Linked DNA regions of Mus musculus: region 1 is linked to region 2. A link is a loop called in an ENCODE intact Hi-C map of the cell type or tissue named here. Cell type or tissue: left cerebral cortex. All regions are shown on one strand.

What was found. A loop is a pair of places that touch in the nucleus more often than their neighbours do. Peaks named below come from ENCODE experiments on the same cell type or tissue, not always from the same donor. Only the 100,000 strongest peaks of a DNase experiment are listed, where the experiment ranks them.
Region 1: it touches region 2 in a loop (4-fold over the local background); 2 of 42 quality-filtered maps call a loop at or near these places.

The regions. Positions count from the first base shown.
Region 1 is chr15:102,620,264-102,628,263 of GRCm38, forward strand. Atf7 (activating transcription factor 7) reads right to left here and starts at 5,201. Exons shown (of 12, transcript NM_001310067.1): 1 at 5,099-5,201. Gm25141 (a small nuclear RNA gene) reads right to left here and starts at 7,622; the gene lies at 7,516-7,622. In left cerebral cortex, a CTCF peak has its summit at 735 (motif pointing left); DNase peaks (open chromatin) are centred at 4,263, 4,943 and 5,224; H3K4me3 peaks cover 2,140 bases; H3K27ac peaks cover 1,825 bases.
Region 2 is chr15:102,542,881-102,550,880 of GRCm38, forward strand. Atf7 (activating transcription factor 7) reads right to left here. Exons shown (of 12, transcript NM_001310067.1): 7 at 4,893-4,992; 8 at 4,274-4,387; 9 at 3,525-3,677. Among named protein-coding and RNA genes, the nearest start is that of Npff, 22 kb to the left of the region's middle. In left cerebral cortex, a CTCF peak has its summit at 7,532 (motif pointing right); DNase peaks (open chromatin) are centred at 2,105, 4,007 and 4,691; H3K27ac peaks cover 2,045 bases.

The DNA of each region.
Region 1 (8,000 bases), 77 kb after region 2:
GCAGTCAGATCTCTGAGTGTTCGAGACCAGCTTGGTCAGCATACTAAATTCCAGGACTGCCAGGGTTATGTTGAGAGATCCTGCCTCAACAAATAAAATAACAGTAATCTTGAGGTCATCTTCATCTAAATAGTGTATTTAAGGCTATCCTAGGCTTTACAAGACCTTTTCTCAAGAAAATCAACAAATGAACAAATGAAAAGCCAAAAGGACCAAAGAATGGGTCAGCTAATGCAAACACTTGCTGGTTAGACCTGATGACCTGAGTTTAATCCCCAAAACTCATGTAAAGGTAGAAAGAGAGCACATTTCTCAAAGCTGTCCTCTGGTCTCCACACACATGCCATGGCATGTATATGCACATACCTCTTCCGTTCCCACCCCCAATAAAATGTATTAAGGCCAAACCATTAAAAAGAAAGAAAGAAAAGGCACAGAGCTGAGAAGCTGGATCAGCTGATGAAGTCCCTTCTAGGCAAGCATTAAGATCTGAGTTCAGGCCATCAGCACCTATTTAAAAGGCCTGGTTGTGGAGGATGCCTCTAGAATGCCAGCACTGAAAAAACAGTCAGACTCCTGGAGCTCACTGGCCACTCAGTTTAGCCAATTAATTGGTGATCTCCAGGCTCAGTGAGAGACCCATTCTATGGAATAAAGAAGAAAGCTTAATAGAACAGACACTCAGTGCCCTCTTCTGGCCTTTGTGCACACATCCCTACCACGTACACATATGCTCCACCAAATACACAAAAAAATTAAAAATATGGAGATCATCTGTTAAGGATTTCTAAAACAATATGTTTTCACATATGAATACAATTATTATCTAACAAATCTATTAAGGAGAAAGACATATCAGAGAAGCTTAGAAATGGTTGCTTTGGGGCTGGAGAGATGGCTCAGCAGTTAAGAGTACCGTCTGTGCTTCCAAAGGACCTAAGTTCAGTTCCCAGCACCCACATGGCAGTTCACAACTGTCTATAATTCCAGTTCCAGGGCATATGACACCCTCACACAGACATACTTGGAGGTAGAACACCAATGTAGATAAAATTAAATTTAAAAAATAAAAATAAAAAAAGTGTTGTTTGGCCGGGTGGTGGTGCACGCCTTTAATCCCAGCACTTGGAAGGCAGAGGTAGGCAGATTTCTGAGTTCGAGGCCAGCCTGGTCTACAGAGTGAGTTCCAGGACAGCCAGGTCTACACAGAGAAACCCTGTCTTGAAAAACCAAATAAATAAATAAATAAATAAATATTGTTGTTTGGACATTTTATATGTATTTATTATTGTGTATCCATATGTATGATGTGTGCATGTGCTGTGGCACAAGTGACACAGCACACACACAGATGTCAGAGGACAACTATGTGGAGTCATTTTTCTCCTTCTGCCTTATCTTAAGGTTAGGGTTGAGAATTGAACTCAGGCCATCAGACTTGCATACTTAGGCAGCAAGCACTTTACTCTCTGAGCCATCTTGCCAGCCAATCTTTGACATGTTTTTAAAGTTAGAGTAAGACTTTTTCATGAACTCTAAAACATTTAAAAAAAAAAAAAAAAACCAAACATCAAAAAAGTTAACATTTAAAAAATAATTACACATTTTTCTTTTTAACAAATGCCTCATTTGTTTTTCTCAAAGAAACAAAATATGCACTTTCATGTCCACCATCAAGGAACAGGGGCAATTATATTCCAGTCTGTCCCAAGAAGAGAGTTGTCTTGATTAAACACTCGAAAGACAGTGCTACTTGCCCTACCTAAAATTTCCTTGTAAGGAAAAAACACCTCCTTATCAGGTCTGGATAGGAGACAGTGGCAACACTGCCTCTTCCCACCACAGCCCAGGACAACTTAACATGAACAACACAATCTTCCGAGAGTTTCAGAGCAGCTGCAATCAGACAGACCAGCCAGGTAGATCTGTGTAAGAACTGATTGAAAATATAACTCTGTTTTGGTTAAGAGTTAGGAAAGGAAAAAAGGACAAGATACAGTAACATTAGCATTCTAGCCCTTGTAAGTGACCCTCAATGTTGCTGACTAGTGTGACATTAAATTTAAGTGAAAACTTTTAACAAATTTACTATCAACTAACAAACTTTCCAATGAATTGTTTTTCTTCTTGTTTCTCTCTTGAGACACAGTCCCATGCTGCCTAAGCTGGACTCATACTGCCCACGTAGACAAGAATGGTCTTGGTCCCTGCCTCCACTTCTCCAGTGCTAAGATTACAGGTGTGCACCATCATGTCCAGTTTTATGTAGTAACAGGGTTCACACATGCTAAGCAAGCATTCTTCCTACTCAGCTACATATCTAGACCCCAATATCCATCTTTTGGTCAGGTGGGAATACTGCCCAAGAGAGGAGAAACAAGCATTGTACTTAAGAATTTTCAAGTTAAAGCCATCACAAGTTTTAGATTGGAAGATCAAAACAAGGGACTTTGTTCTCTCACTGATTTTTTTTTTTTGGATGGGGGAGGGGAAGACTACTGCCTAGAAAATTTGCTACTGTTCAGTAGCAAATGCTCCCAGTTGAAACCCAATTCAGTAGCTAATAGTAAAGGTTTGGTAGTTGATCAGTCTCAGTGTTTATATAGGGACAATTTCTAGCCAAGGAGAAACACTTCAACTGGCTGCTGAAGAACAGGGGTTAATACAAAACCACATGATCTGTGTTTTTTCTTTAGTAGTACTTCAATTCTCAAAAATAAAAGAGGTAGGGTTATAACTCACTGGTAGAATGCTCTCCTGGCATGCACAAGCTCTAACTTAAGTACCACTATAAATCCCTACAACACACACACTCACACACTCATGCATGCACAAATGCCAAAAGGTGGTGGTGGGGGGCGGTAGAAGGAATATAACCTATGCAAAGAAAGTTATTAATTAGCTGTTTGAGTCTTAACTCACTATTAAGTGATATACAACTACTAAACAAAGGGCAATGTCCTGTCCCTTTTCTGTACAGAATTAAGAACAAACTGGTAAGACTACTTCGTATGGCTGCCAACCTTTTCTTTAGCTTCTTTTCTTACAGTCATGTTGAGTTTCGCAATAGCTTCCACTTACTTTACATCCCCCATGCTTAAAAACAAATTGTGTTTGAGTTCCTCAACCCTTGTCCTAAAATACTATGATAGCTCTTTTTTGTAAATCTGGATGCAAAGAAAACATGAGAAAATGTTCAATTTCCTGAACTATGAGTCTATTTCACTCACACCACTCAAAATATAAAAAGTGGACTGGGGATAAAGCTCAATGGGTACAGTGCATGCACAAAGCCCTAGGTTCAATCCCCAGCGCCACATAAACTGATAAACTGGGCATGGAAGCGAATGCTTGTATCAACCCTTGGTACGTGGAGATAGAAGGATCAGAAATTTAAAAATGAGTTCAAAGCTAGTATGGGCTACATGACACACTACATAAACCACAGACACACACACACACACACACAAGGGCTAAAGACTGTAGCTCACATGGCAGAGTTCTTACCTACCATGTATAAGACCCTGAGAACCCTAGTACTACATAAACTGGATATGGTGGTACACACCTATTATCCCAGCACTTGGGAGGTGGGTGGAGGATCATGGTCACCCTCAGTTATCTCAGTCTGAGGTGTACTTGGGCTATATGAAACACTGCCCCAATTAATAAACAAGAAAATATACAAGATAATTAAGATTAAGTTCAATCATCCATTAAATAACTCTTAATGAACGAAAGGGAAAATTCACATTTAAGGAAACAAAATTTATTTGTTAGTGTTTAGAGTACCTATAGTTTCTTCAGAAATTATACTGCTGAAAAAATTTTAAACATAGGAAACAAATGAGTTTGCTGAAATTAAAAAAAAAAAAAAACCTGCACATCTCCACAAACCTATACTTCATATGAACCCTGAGAGATATTAAAACACCCTCTGCTAAGCAGAAAACAAAGTTAGGAAAGTAGTAACACGGGAATCTGGGTAGGAGGTGCCCTGGGTAGTAAACACCCCAGTGAGTGCACATAATAAGCATTTCAGAGCAACATAGAAGTCCCAACGGGTCTCCAACTTGGACTGCGAAGTCCCAGGCCCACATCCCTGTGTTCTGAAAGAAATGAAACTTGGAAAGTGGAACACTGGAAAAATGACAATCAGAGTAGCGCCCTACTTTTCTTCTTCTCAACCCCCGGGCCAGCATTTTGGCTGGCTGGTCACCAGTCTGGGTGCCATATCCACCAAAAAACACTAAGCAGTATCCTGGCGGTCTCCCGACTGAAGAAAGAACCAGACTGTATGTCAGTCGCTGTCTCTTCTCCAAATATCCCCCCTTACCCTCTGGATTTCCATATTATCACCGAAGCGATGCCTTCTAGCAACCCAACCCACTCACATGTCCTCCTAAACTCATCCACTTAATCTGTCCAGATCCATACTTTCTGACACCGTGTCTCTTGCTCAGATTCTTCTGAATTCAATCGAAACGCCAGGACCCCCGTTTCCCAATGCTCCACTTCGACCACACAACGCGTGCTTTCACCTGAGCCAGGCTCTCGTCACCCAAACCTACCTCCTGCCTATTTACCTCTGCCTTCTGCAGTGCCAAGCCCTAAACCCACTTTTTGGGAAATCTTTTGAGTCTTCAACCTAGTTTAGCAGTCCTCCTCTATCTTCCACTCCAAGATCCCTCCATTAGACTTCCACTAGACTTCGCTTCCCTCAGGATTCAACCCCCCTTTCCTCGCCACGCCCTGTGCCCCCCGGGGCTACTTACCCCAAGTTCTCCCCACACTTCAGTCCTCTGGCCCCGCCTTCCTCCAAAAGGAAGGAGGCGGGAGAAGAGAAGAGGGCGGCACTCCGCAAGGTAAAGGCGATCTCCCATTAGCGCTCATGGCCGCCAATTGTGGCTTCCTTCTCTCCTATTGGTTGTCTTTAGCCTACGCCCCACCCTCTTCCTCAGACAGGCCTGGCCACCGCCTCAGCGCCCCCGTCCAACAGACTGGGAGGGGAGACCCCGGCCCGGGACGCTGGGACTGGCCAGAGTAGAAGGAGAGACTCCTGTCAGGCCACGGACTAGCTAATGTTAACAGGACTCACCCGCTGGTAGCTCCGGCGCCTCCCGCCCGCCCGCGCTCGGTCCCACAATCTGTCTCCTGCTCCTCCTTTCCCCCCTCAGCGGAGCAGATACTTTCCTCCCGTCCGGCCAGGCGTGTTCACTTCTCGCGAGAAGTGGGGGCGAGGGCGCGACTCGTGGGGCTGAGTTGGACCAGGGCCTAGGGGCGGGGCTTGCTGTGAGCGTGGCTTGAGTGGAAGGTTGGGCGAGCGCTGTACACACGACTCGCACGTGTTCGGCTGCAAAGTGTGGGCAGCGCGGGGAGAGCGGCCCTGGCGTCTAACGCTGCCGATCTGTCTGTAGCTGTGGAGGTCCGAAGGTGAAGCAAAGGCAGGGAGGGACTGAGAGTGTCTCAGGCAGCCCTCGGATAAAGGGGAATTAAGGGAGCGGAGCCAAGAGAGGGACTTCAGTCACCAAGCTGGTCATTAGTTGTGTGGAGGAAGTTAAGCAAGAGTCGATCCGAGCAGGTGACTGCTTGCACTTTCTGCTTTACACTTGACAGCACCTCACTGGCCGAAGCCCCTGCCCGGTGTGTGCTGTGTGTGAGCTACGATGGTAGTGTGAGGAAGTACGTTCAACTCCAGCCTCACCGCGGCGGCGCCCGCCTCTAATCGCCACATGGAGGCAGGCGGATCTCTGTGAGTTCGAGGCCAGCCTGGTCTACATAGCGAATTCCAGGACAGCCAGCGCTATCCTTGTCTCAACAACCCCCCACCCCACCCCCAAAAGACCATGGATGATCACCAGTCTAGCCTTCTGGGCCAGTGGGAAATCCCGCGTTAAACAAACAATAAAAATAAGGGGGATAGCTCTGAGGAACCAAACCTGAAGTTGTCATCTGGTCTCTTGGACAACCCTCCATACCTGTGAACAACACACACACACACACTTACAGAGAGAAAGTAGGACTGTTAGTGTAGCTCAGTGTGAAGCCACAGCACAGTGATTTTTTTTTTTAAAATTTGTATATGTTACCCAGCAAGTATTTTATTGAAATACCAACAGCACATACTACGTCAAAAACAAAAGCACACACAACACTGTCCTGGTCATGTGGAAAATTTCTCTGACAGAATTTTTATTTTACGGTTGAGGGAGAGATAGGTCATAAGTCAATAATTATACTTACTTCAGAAAGTGAAGAGCTTTTCAGGGTAATGAGACCGAAAGCAACTCTAAGAGGGGAAAAACACTATTGCTAGTATTGAGAGAAGTCCTCTTGAGAAAGTTATTTATTTATTTATTTATTTATTTATTTATGAATGAGGCAGGGCTTATTTTGAAGCCAAGCTGTCCTGAAACTCATTTTCCTGTGTCAGCCTCCACCTAAGTACTTGTATTAAGTATGAGCCACTTGTCTGGCCTGAATGTATACCATCTACATACCAGATGCCTACCTGTGGAGGCAAGAAGAGGGCACCAGGTACCCTGAAACTAAAGTTACAAATGGTTGAGACCTGCAGTGTCAGTGCTGGGACTAGAAACAAGGTCTTCTGGAAGAATGGTCTGTCCTCTTTTAACTGCTGAGCCATCTCTTTAGCCTGAGGAGTTGAATTATTAAGAGACAGCCTTGAGACTTTCAGGAGAACATCAAATATAAGAGCTACATTTGAAAAACTTATCCTGAAGAAGAGGCAGGCAGGTCTCTGTGAATTTGAGACCAGTCTGTGATACACATGAACACACACAAATTATGTGGTTAAGATGGTACTTTTTGTGTTTGTGTTACTGTAAATAAAAGCTTAAGAATTGAACAGATTTAAGTAGAGTTGACAAGGGATTCCAGGGATCCCGACAGCTAACTAGTTGTGTTTTCTTCTTTATAACAGTAGCAATATTGTAGCCATAGTCTCTGCCCAGTGTGTGGCTGTATGGGGTAGGGCAGAAGAAGGGGTGAGGTGGGGTGGAGGGGTGGTAATGGGCTCTGTTCCCCCTTTGAAGCTGTTTTCTTCTCTGTTCTAGGCACTGAGCCCAGGGCCTTGTACTCCAGCACTGAGCTAAATATCAACACCTAACACAGTCTTTCTTTTCTTTTCTTTTCTTTTCTTTTCTTTTCTTTTCTTTTCTTTTCTTCTCTTTTCTTTTCTTTTCTCTTCTTTTTTTCTTTTTCTTTTTTTTTTTTTCTTTGTTTGTTTGTTTGAGACAGGGTCTGACTATCTGGGTAACTTAGAATATGTGTTCTAAATGCTTTTCCTCTGTCCAGAGTGCTAGGATTACAGGCATGCTTCACCAGACCTGATTCCCTTCACAGCTTTTTTGTTATTCAGCTTTCTGAACTTCCTGTCAGTGATCTTATCTAACCTCTTGGCATCCTCTCAATGGTGGAAGAATCCAAGGGATTTCTCCCTATATAGCAAAAGTGAAATAAAGAGGGGGTTTTTGTTTTGCTTTGTCTTTACTTTTAATTATGGAACACTTCACAGATTTCCATGTCATCCTTGCTCAGCGGCCATGCTAATCTTCTAGGTATCGTTCCAATTTTAGTATATGTGCTACTGAATCGAGCACATGAGGGTTGTTTGTTTTTGTCTTTGTTTTTCTTTTATGTGCATTGATATTTGGCCTACATGTATGTCTCTGTGAGGGTGTCAGATTCTCTGGAATTGGAGTTACAGAGTTGTGAGCTCCTGTGTGGGTGCTAGGAATCGAACCCGGGTCTGCTGGGAGAGCAGCCAGTGCTCTTAACTGATGAGCCATCTCTCCAGCTCCTAGTATTTAAAAAATACCATTATTTTCATAATTAAGAAATGAGGCGGGCTGGTGAGATGGCTCAGTGGGTAAGAGCACCCGACTGCTCTTCCGAAGGTCCGGAGTTCAAATCCCAGCAACCACATGGTGGCTCACAACCATCCATAATGAGATCTGACTCCCTCTTCTGGAATGTCT
Region 2 (8,000 bases):
TATTCCCCCACCCCCCAAGTCTGTCTCTAAGACACGGTTTCTATATAGCTCTGGCTGTCCTGGAACTTTCTATGTAGACCAGGCTAGTCCTCACAGAGATCCACTTGACTCTGCCTCCCCAGGGTTAGGATTAAATTATGTGTGCACCACCATGCCTATCCATTTATTCAGTCTCATTGTCTGCCTCCTGTTTTGTTTGAGATAAGGTCTCACATAGACTGGGATGGCTTCAAACTCCATACATAGTTGAGGATGACCTTGAACACCCGACCCCTTGTATCCACTTCCCAGGTGCTGGGATCCTAGGTGTGGACCACACCTGGTTTTATTCTTTTTATTTACAATCAGTAGTTAACCACCTCAACAAAGCCTCTCTACCTTTGTTGTTTGCAAATAGAGAAAAAAGACTTTATTTACAAACACGATAGAGCATAGTGTGTGCTTGTTTAAAGACTGTGTCTTGCTATGTCACACAGGCTGGCCTTTAATGCCTAGTCCTCCTGCCTCAATCTACCACACACAGGGATTTGCAGGTTTACACATTATTTATTCTTTGAAACAGTCTTGCTATGTAGCCCTGGCTTGACTTACACTTGAAGTAATCCTCCTGCTTTAGCATCCATCCATCCATCCATCCATCCATCCATCCATCCATCTACCTTCCTTCCTTCCTTCCTTCTTTCTTTCTTGGTTTTTTGAAATGGGATTTCTCTGTGTAATAGAGCCCTGGGTGTCCTGGAACTTGCTCTATTGACGAGGCTGACCTTGAACTCATTGAGATCCATCTGCCTCTGAGTACTGAGATCAAAAGTGTGCACTATCACTCCCTTTTGTCTTTGTTTTTTTTTTTTTTTTTTTTTTAGGCTCCATTTGAAACTTTTTGCACTAAAGCACCTTGAATTATTTTTCCATTCTATTATTTGGCACATACACAGAGAAGGCATGTCAACTTCATGATAGCAGCTAAAGTCAACCAAATGCAGAAAGGTCAACTTGTTCCTGGGGACAAAATGAATATAAAACAATGCCAAAAGTAATTCTTTTTTAAATTAAAAAATTATATTATTATTATTATCATCATCATCATATGTACATGTACATACGTATGCCATGGTGTGTTTAGAGGTCAGAGCACAAGTTTGTAGAGTCAGTTCTCTCCTTCCATCTTTATATGATTTGGAAGATGGAACTCAGGTTATCAGGCTTGGTGGTAAGCATCTCCACTCACTAATCCATCTTTCTGGCCCCTACATCATCATCATTATTATTATTATTATTATTATTATTATTATTATTATCATTATTATTTTGGTTTTTTTGAGACAGGGTTTCTCTGTGTAGCCCTAGCTGTCCTGGAACTCTGTACACCAGGCTGACCTCAAACTCAGAAATCGCCTGCCTCTGCCCCCACAAGTGCTGGGATTAAAGGCGTGCACCACCACTGCCTGGCTGGTGCTTACCTTTAATACCAGCACTTAAGAGGCAGAGGCAGGCAGATCTATGTGACTTTGAGGCCTGCCTGGTCTACATAGTGAGTTTTAGGACAACTAGAGCTACATAGTGAGACCCCCATCTCAAAAGCCAACAAAAGGAAATCTACTTTAGGCAATACTGAACTTTGTACTCCAGTAGTACCAGTGACTAAGACATAATTTTACTTATTTATTTAGACTAGTAGTATCACTTGAAAGAAATAAATTAGGGAATTTCTAAGTCATATAATGAACTAAAGATCTACCCTGCTTGGATCCTAGTATAAAGAGCCTTTCTTCAAGGAATGCAGCTGAGTGTGGCACATGCCCTTAACCTCAGCTGTCAAGAGGCTGAGGCAGGAGGGTCATGAGTTTGAGATCTCTCCCTTAAAATATTCCAAACTAAATACAAATGAGAAAAGCTAAGAAAAAAAGAAAGCAAGAACTCAGCAGTGATTGACAAGGGCGCTGCAGCCTTTCTCCAAGAGGAAGACCACCCAGCTCAGGCAGAGCTCTACTGTGTCCAGAACTGCTGCTGGCTTTGGGGAATGAGCAGCTCAGAATGGTGGGAAGCCCCAGCTTCTAAGAAGACACACAAATGAAAGCTCATGTTGTTGGCCAAGGTTTATGGCAGCATATGGCCATGAAATGCCTGGACATGTGGTGGTAGCTGATGAAGCAGGTGGTGACATCAGTAAAACAGAGACGAGGCAATGAATGTAATTCTAGACACCAATCTCAGGTCGCTGTCACCTGTCCAGTAGAGACAATTACAAGAACCGGAGCTATTCAGTTCCTAAAGAATTGTATTAAAATGGAGACCTTGTTGAGAAGAGATTAGGCAACTAACTGGGTCCTCCTCTGGCTTAAAAAAAATTTTTTTTTTATTTTAATTTCTCTGTGATGAAAAGGGACTAGAGGATTGGTAATGAAAGTTCTTTTTTGTATGTGTTTTCTTAGTTTTTAATGAACCATCTATTTTACTACTATAACAATATATTGTATTAATATATTCTTTTTTAAAAAGATTTAATTATGTATGTATATGGGTGTTTTGTCTACATGTACATCAGAAGAAGTTATGGGGGCTGGTGAGATGGCCAGCGGTTAAGAGCACTGACTGCTTTTCCAGAGGTCATGAGTCTAAATCCCAGCAACCACATGGTGGCTCACAACCATCCATAATGAGAAACAAACAAACAAACAAAAAAATAAGTTATGGGATCCCATGGGACTACAGTTATAGACAGTAGTGAGCTGCCATGCTGGGAACTGAACTCAGGTCCTTTGGACGAACAGCCAGTGCTCTTAACTGCTGAGCCATCTCTCCAGTCCCAGTATCAATATATTCTTTTTTTCCCTAAGATTTATTTATTTATGTATGAGTACCAGAAGAGAGCATCAGACTACATTATTGATGGTTATGAGCCACCATGTGGTTGCTGTGAAATTGAACTCAGGACCTCTGCAGTTCAATTCAAATCTGAAGAGCAGATCTGAACTGCTAAGTCATTTCTCTAGCCCCTAATATATTCTTATGAGTCTTATGCCATAAACTCTAATCCGGTGACTGATAACTTTTTTTTTTAAAGATTGTTTTTTTTTTAAATTTATTTATTTATTATATGTAAGTACACTGTAACTGTCTTCAGACACTCCAGAAGAGGGCATCAGATTTCATTACAGATGGCTGTGAGACACCATGTGGTTGCTGGGATTTGAACTCAGGACCTTTGGAAGAGCAGTCGGCACTCTTAACCACTGAGCCATCTCATCAGCCCCGTGATAACTTTTTTGTTATGACTTAACAGATAAGCAGGAGATACAGAGGCCTCTTCTGCAAAAGCTCTGCATAATTCAAGCTGTTTGCATTTATGCCTAACATGAAGGTAGATAATGAATAGTTTGTTTTGCTGTAGTCAATCTACCAAATAGCTGGTTACCCCAAAAGCTAAATTTATTCTTTTCCCATCTCATGATTCTTGAAAAACAGATATAACATAAAGAGTAGGGGCAGCACACCTGCAGTGCTCGTCCAAGGGCACAACTGACCTGTGGCTGGGCAGGGGATGGGGCATCTGGGTGCTGGATGAGGATCTGGTTTTGCTCTGGACGGGCAGTCACCATGGTGCTTGCAGTACCCACCACCATTCCACAACCTCCATTGATTGAAGAAACTTGATGGGTCAGCGTGGCTTTTAGTCTCTATGTGGAAAGATTATTTAAGAAGGCAAGAGTGAGGTTCTGTCAAGGATAGGAAGGATGAACTGATTGTATTACTGATCTTATAATTAAAATTCTTGCCCCAAGTTTTTCTTAACAGGGAACTAAAAGAAAATGACAGGAAGAGAAAAGTGCCCACCTGGATCCCTGAAATGCCTACTCTTGTTCCCTGACTATTATCCTGGGCACAGCTGGGGACTGGGGCTTGTGGAAGCAATAGGTCCCACATGAAAGCTCTCTCCTGGAACCTGGCCAGATGCTAGTTACGCAGCTATTCACCACTTGGCCAGCTCCCCTGCCCACTCACCCCCTCCATCTGTTGTCCTGGAACTGAAATAGCAAGTGTTCCATTCCAAACAATCTGTGCTGCTTCTTCCTGTGCCATGGCCTGTGCCAGGCTGTAAGGGTGGGGACAGGAGACTTAGAAATCAGGGTCTTTTCCAACCCCACAGCAGAATATCTTTAGCTATGCAAACCTCAGAAGGTTCCTTTGCTTGGTTCACTTGAAAAATCTAGACTGTTATTACTTCTTCTAGAAGGCCAACAATTAGAAGTACTCCAGACTAGGGTATACTCACCATTTTGGCTTCTGACGGCATAGGGTGGCCAGAGGGAGAAATGGAGCCACTGTTGTTAACCGGTGGGCCAGGTATACCAGGAATGTTGGGCACCATGGACACAGGTCTGGCCAGCTAAATCAAGAGAAGGATCAAAACCAGGAGATATGGTAGCATTTGTTTTCCCCAAATCAAGTGTTTTTGAGATTGGTATGTCAGGGTCTGTTCTGTGTAACCTGCTCACAAGACAAGCAGGGATAGCCTGGGAAATCATCTTTCCTAAGGAGTACCACAGAGTAAGGAACCTCATTCTGCAGTCCTTTTCTGTGGGAAAGACTGAGAGTGTATCTTCAGGAAAGGGGTAAGCAGTGCAGGAGAAGCTATGGGGTGAGTGAAGTCAACCAGTCAGCAGGTTGGCAAGATCAACTCCTTGACTAGGAGCCAACTGTCCAGATGAAGCTTTGTCTAGTGCTTCACAGTGTTGCACTGGCAGAGGTTAGTGAAGAGTTTGGGCACATTGCCACACACAACTAATACAGTCCAGGCCCACATATCCCTGGGGTCTTGGGGTTATGATCATTCAGGTGGAAAGGAGGAATCGGTGTGCTGGTAGGTTTGGCTGCTCAACTACAAAGCTCACCGAAATAACAGAAGGCATCTGTACTGGAGGCCCTGGCAACATAGGCATGGTCTGTCCATTAGCAAGATGCATGACGAGAGGGAGGGAGCCAGTAGGAGATCTGCAGGAGAAATGAAATATCACAATATATTTTTTAAAGGATTTATTTATTTTATATATGAATATATACAAAAACATTGTCTTCAGACACACCAGAAGAGGGCATCATATCCCATTACAGATGGTTAGAGCCACCATGTGGTTGTGGGAATTGAACTCAGGACCTCTGTGTTCTTAACCACTGAGTCATCTCTCCAGCCCCTAAATATCACAGCCTTGACCCTTTGCCTATTGGCCTTCCTTGTACAATCAGAGAATGTTTTTTACAGTCTTCTCATTGGGGACGGTATAGAGTAGCACTATAAAACCTTGACATTCTCTTGAACATGGAAAAACAGATGGTGAGAAATGAGTCTGTTTTCTAGGGATTAAACAAAAATGCTTTAGACACATCAGGCAAGCCCTAGTCTACTTGCCTTAGCCTACAAAGCCTTGGTGTTTTTCTGGTGCTAGGGATTAATAGAACCTTGGACCTGCCAGGAAAGTGCTCTACTGAGCTACACATCAAGCCCCACAGTCTAGAAATACCTTTATACCTTTCAAATTAATTGAATTCAATGGCTATGAGTTAACTCTATTAGGAATTTGGGATGATTAAACATCTCTACCACAAATAAAATGTTTTATTTTAGGAAATAATTTCAACAACTCATTTTCTTAGGTACGTAAGAATAAATTCCCGGAGCCAGCTTCATTATCAATCCCAGAACTCAGGAAGCAAAAGCAGGATGATGGTTGGGCAGTGGTGGCGCACCCCAGTTCCAGGACAGCCAGGACTACACAGAGAAACCCTGTCTGGAAAAACCAAAACTAAAAATAATAATAATAATAATAAAAAGCAGGATGATGAGAACTTGAGGCCAGCTGTACTGGCTGGTTTTGTGTGTCAACTTGACACAGGCTGGTGTTATCACAGAGAAAGGAGCTTCAGTTGGGGAAGTACCTCCATGAGATCCAGCTGTGGGGCATTTTCTCAATTAGTGATCAAGGGGGAAATTAGTATCCTTGTGGGTGGGACCATCTCTGGGCTGGCAGTCTTGGGTTCTATAAGAGAGCAGGCTGAGCTGGGCTTGGTGGTGCACGCCTTTAATACCAGCACTCGGGAGGCAGAGGCAGGCGGATTTCTGAGTTCGAGTCCAGCCTGGTCTATAAAGTGAGTCCCAGGACAGCCAGGGCTATACAGAGAAACTCTGCCTCAAAAAAAAGAGAGAGAGAGCGAGCAGGCTGAGCAAGCCAGGGGAAGCAAGCCAGTAAGTAACATCTCTCCATGGCCTCTGTATCAGCTCCTGCTTTCTGACCTGCTTGAATTCCAGTCCTGACTTCCTTCAGTGATGAACAGCAGTATGGAAGTGTAAGCTGAATAAACCCTTTCCTCCCCAACTTGCTTCTTGGTCATGATGTTTGTGCAGGAATAGAAACCCTGACTAAGACAAATTGGTACCAGCATAGTGGGGTATTCCTGTGACAGCCTGACCATGTTTTGGGGAGGACTGTGGAAGGACTTTAGAACTTTGGGCCAGAAGATCCATTCGGTGTTAAGAGTTCTGTCAAAGTTGTGTAGGAGCTTGGAAGATAATGTTGAGAACAGTGCAGAAGATGAAGGCCTGGCTTGTGAAATTTCAGAGGGAAGATTAAAGACTTTTTTTCAGGGCCGTTGCTAGTTTGATTGTGAAGATTCTGTGGTTCTGGTTAGCTGGGGCTGAAGAATCAGCTGTGATTAACAAGATACCAGAACTACTAAAGCAAAAACTTTGCATTACTGGGACTATTGATGCTGGTTAGCTGGAGCTAAGAAATTAGCGGTGATTAAGAAGAGACCATCATCACTGAGGTGACATCTTCTGGGAAGTGTTTTCTGAGAGCACAGAGGCTGTGTTCCAGAGATAGCCAAGGTTGTACCTTGTGCTGTGGCTGGACTTGGTAATGTGTAAGAGTTACCCAGGTGGTACTGGTTTTGAAGGCATAAAGGTGTCACGCAGAGCAGCTGAGGTTCGGCACTGTGAGAGGCCATGGAAGGCCATTGGTGAAGGTGCAGCCTCAGTTGCAATAGATGGCCCAGGACTGAAGGGGTCATGCAAAGGAGTTGAGGCTTGGCACCATGAAGAGAGCCTATGAGAGGCTTTTGGTGAAGCCTAGTTACAGTGGAAGACAGCAGCGTTTTGGAGATGCCAGTACCATGAGATGACCACCAAGAACAACAGCAGCAGCAGCAGTGGAGTACAGGCAGCTGGAGCCTAAAAGACAAGGTGTGTGCTACAAAGGGCATGGCTGGAGAAGTGACCCAAGCCCTTGGAGGAGCCCAGAAGATCATGAGTTGGATCCCAGACACTGGACAGTTGGAGTTTAATTTTTGCTTTTGATTGTGACTGCCCTGTCATTTTTCCCTCTTGAAGGAAGAAAATATTTTAGTGGATCCCACAGTTAAGAGACTTTTAATTGTAAAAAGTCTTTGGATTTTAAAAGATATTGGATATTTTTTTTTTAAGATTTATTTATTTATTATATGTAAGTACACTGTAGCTGTCTTCAGCCGCACCAGAAGAGGGCATCAGATCTCTGTTACAGGTGGTTGTGAGCCACCATGTGGTTGCTGGGATTTGAACTTCAGACCTTTGGAAGAGCAGTCGGGTGCTCTTACCTCCTGAGCCATCTCACCAGCCCGATATTGGATATTTTAAAAGGATTGTGGGACTTTTAAAGTTGTTTAGATCTTGGGGATGAATAAGAACTAAGGGTTGAGGCTTACTAGTGATGTGTTTGTGTGTCAAGTTGACAAGGGGTCAATTGTACTGGCTGGTTTTTATGTGTCAACTTGACACAGCTGGTGTTATCACAGAGAAAGGAGCTTCAGTTGGGGAAGTACCTCCATGAGATCCAGCTGTGGGGCATTTTCTCAATTAGTGATCAAGGGGAAAGGCCCCTTGTGGGTGGCACCATCTCTGGGATGGCAGTCTTGGGTTCTATAAGAGAGCAGGCTGAGCAAGCCAGGGGAAGCAAGCCAGTAAGTAA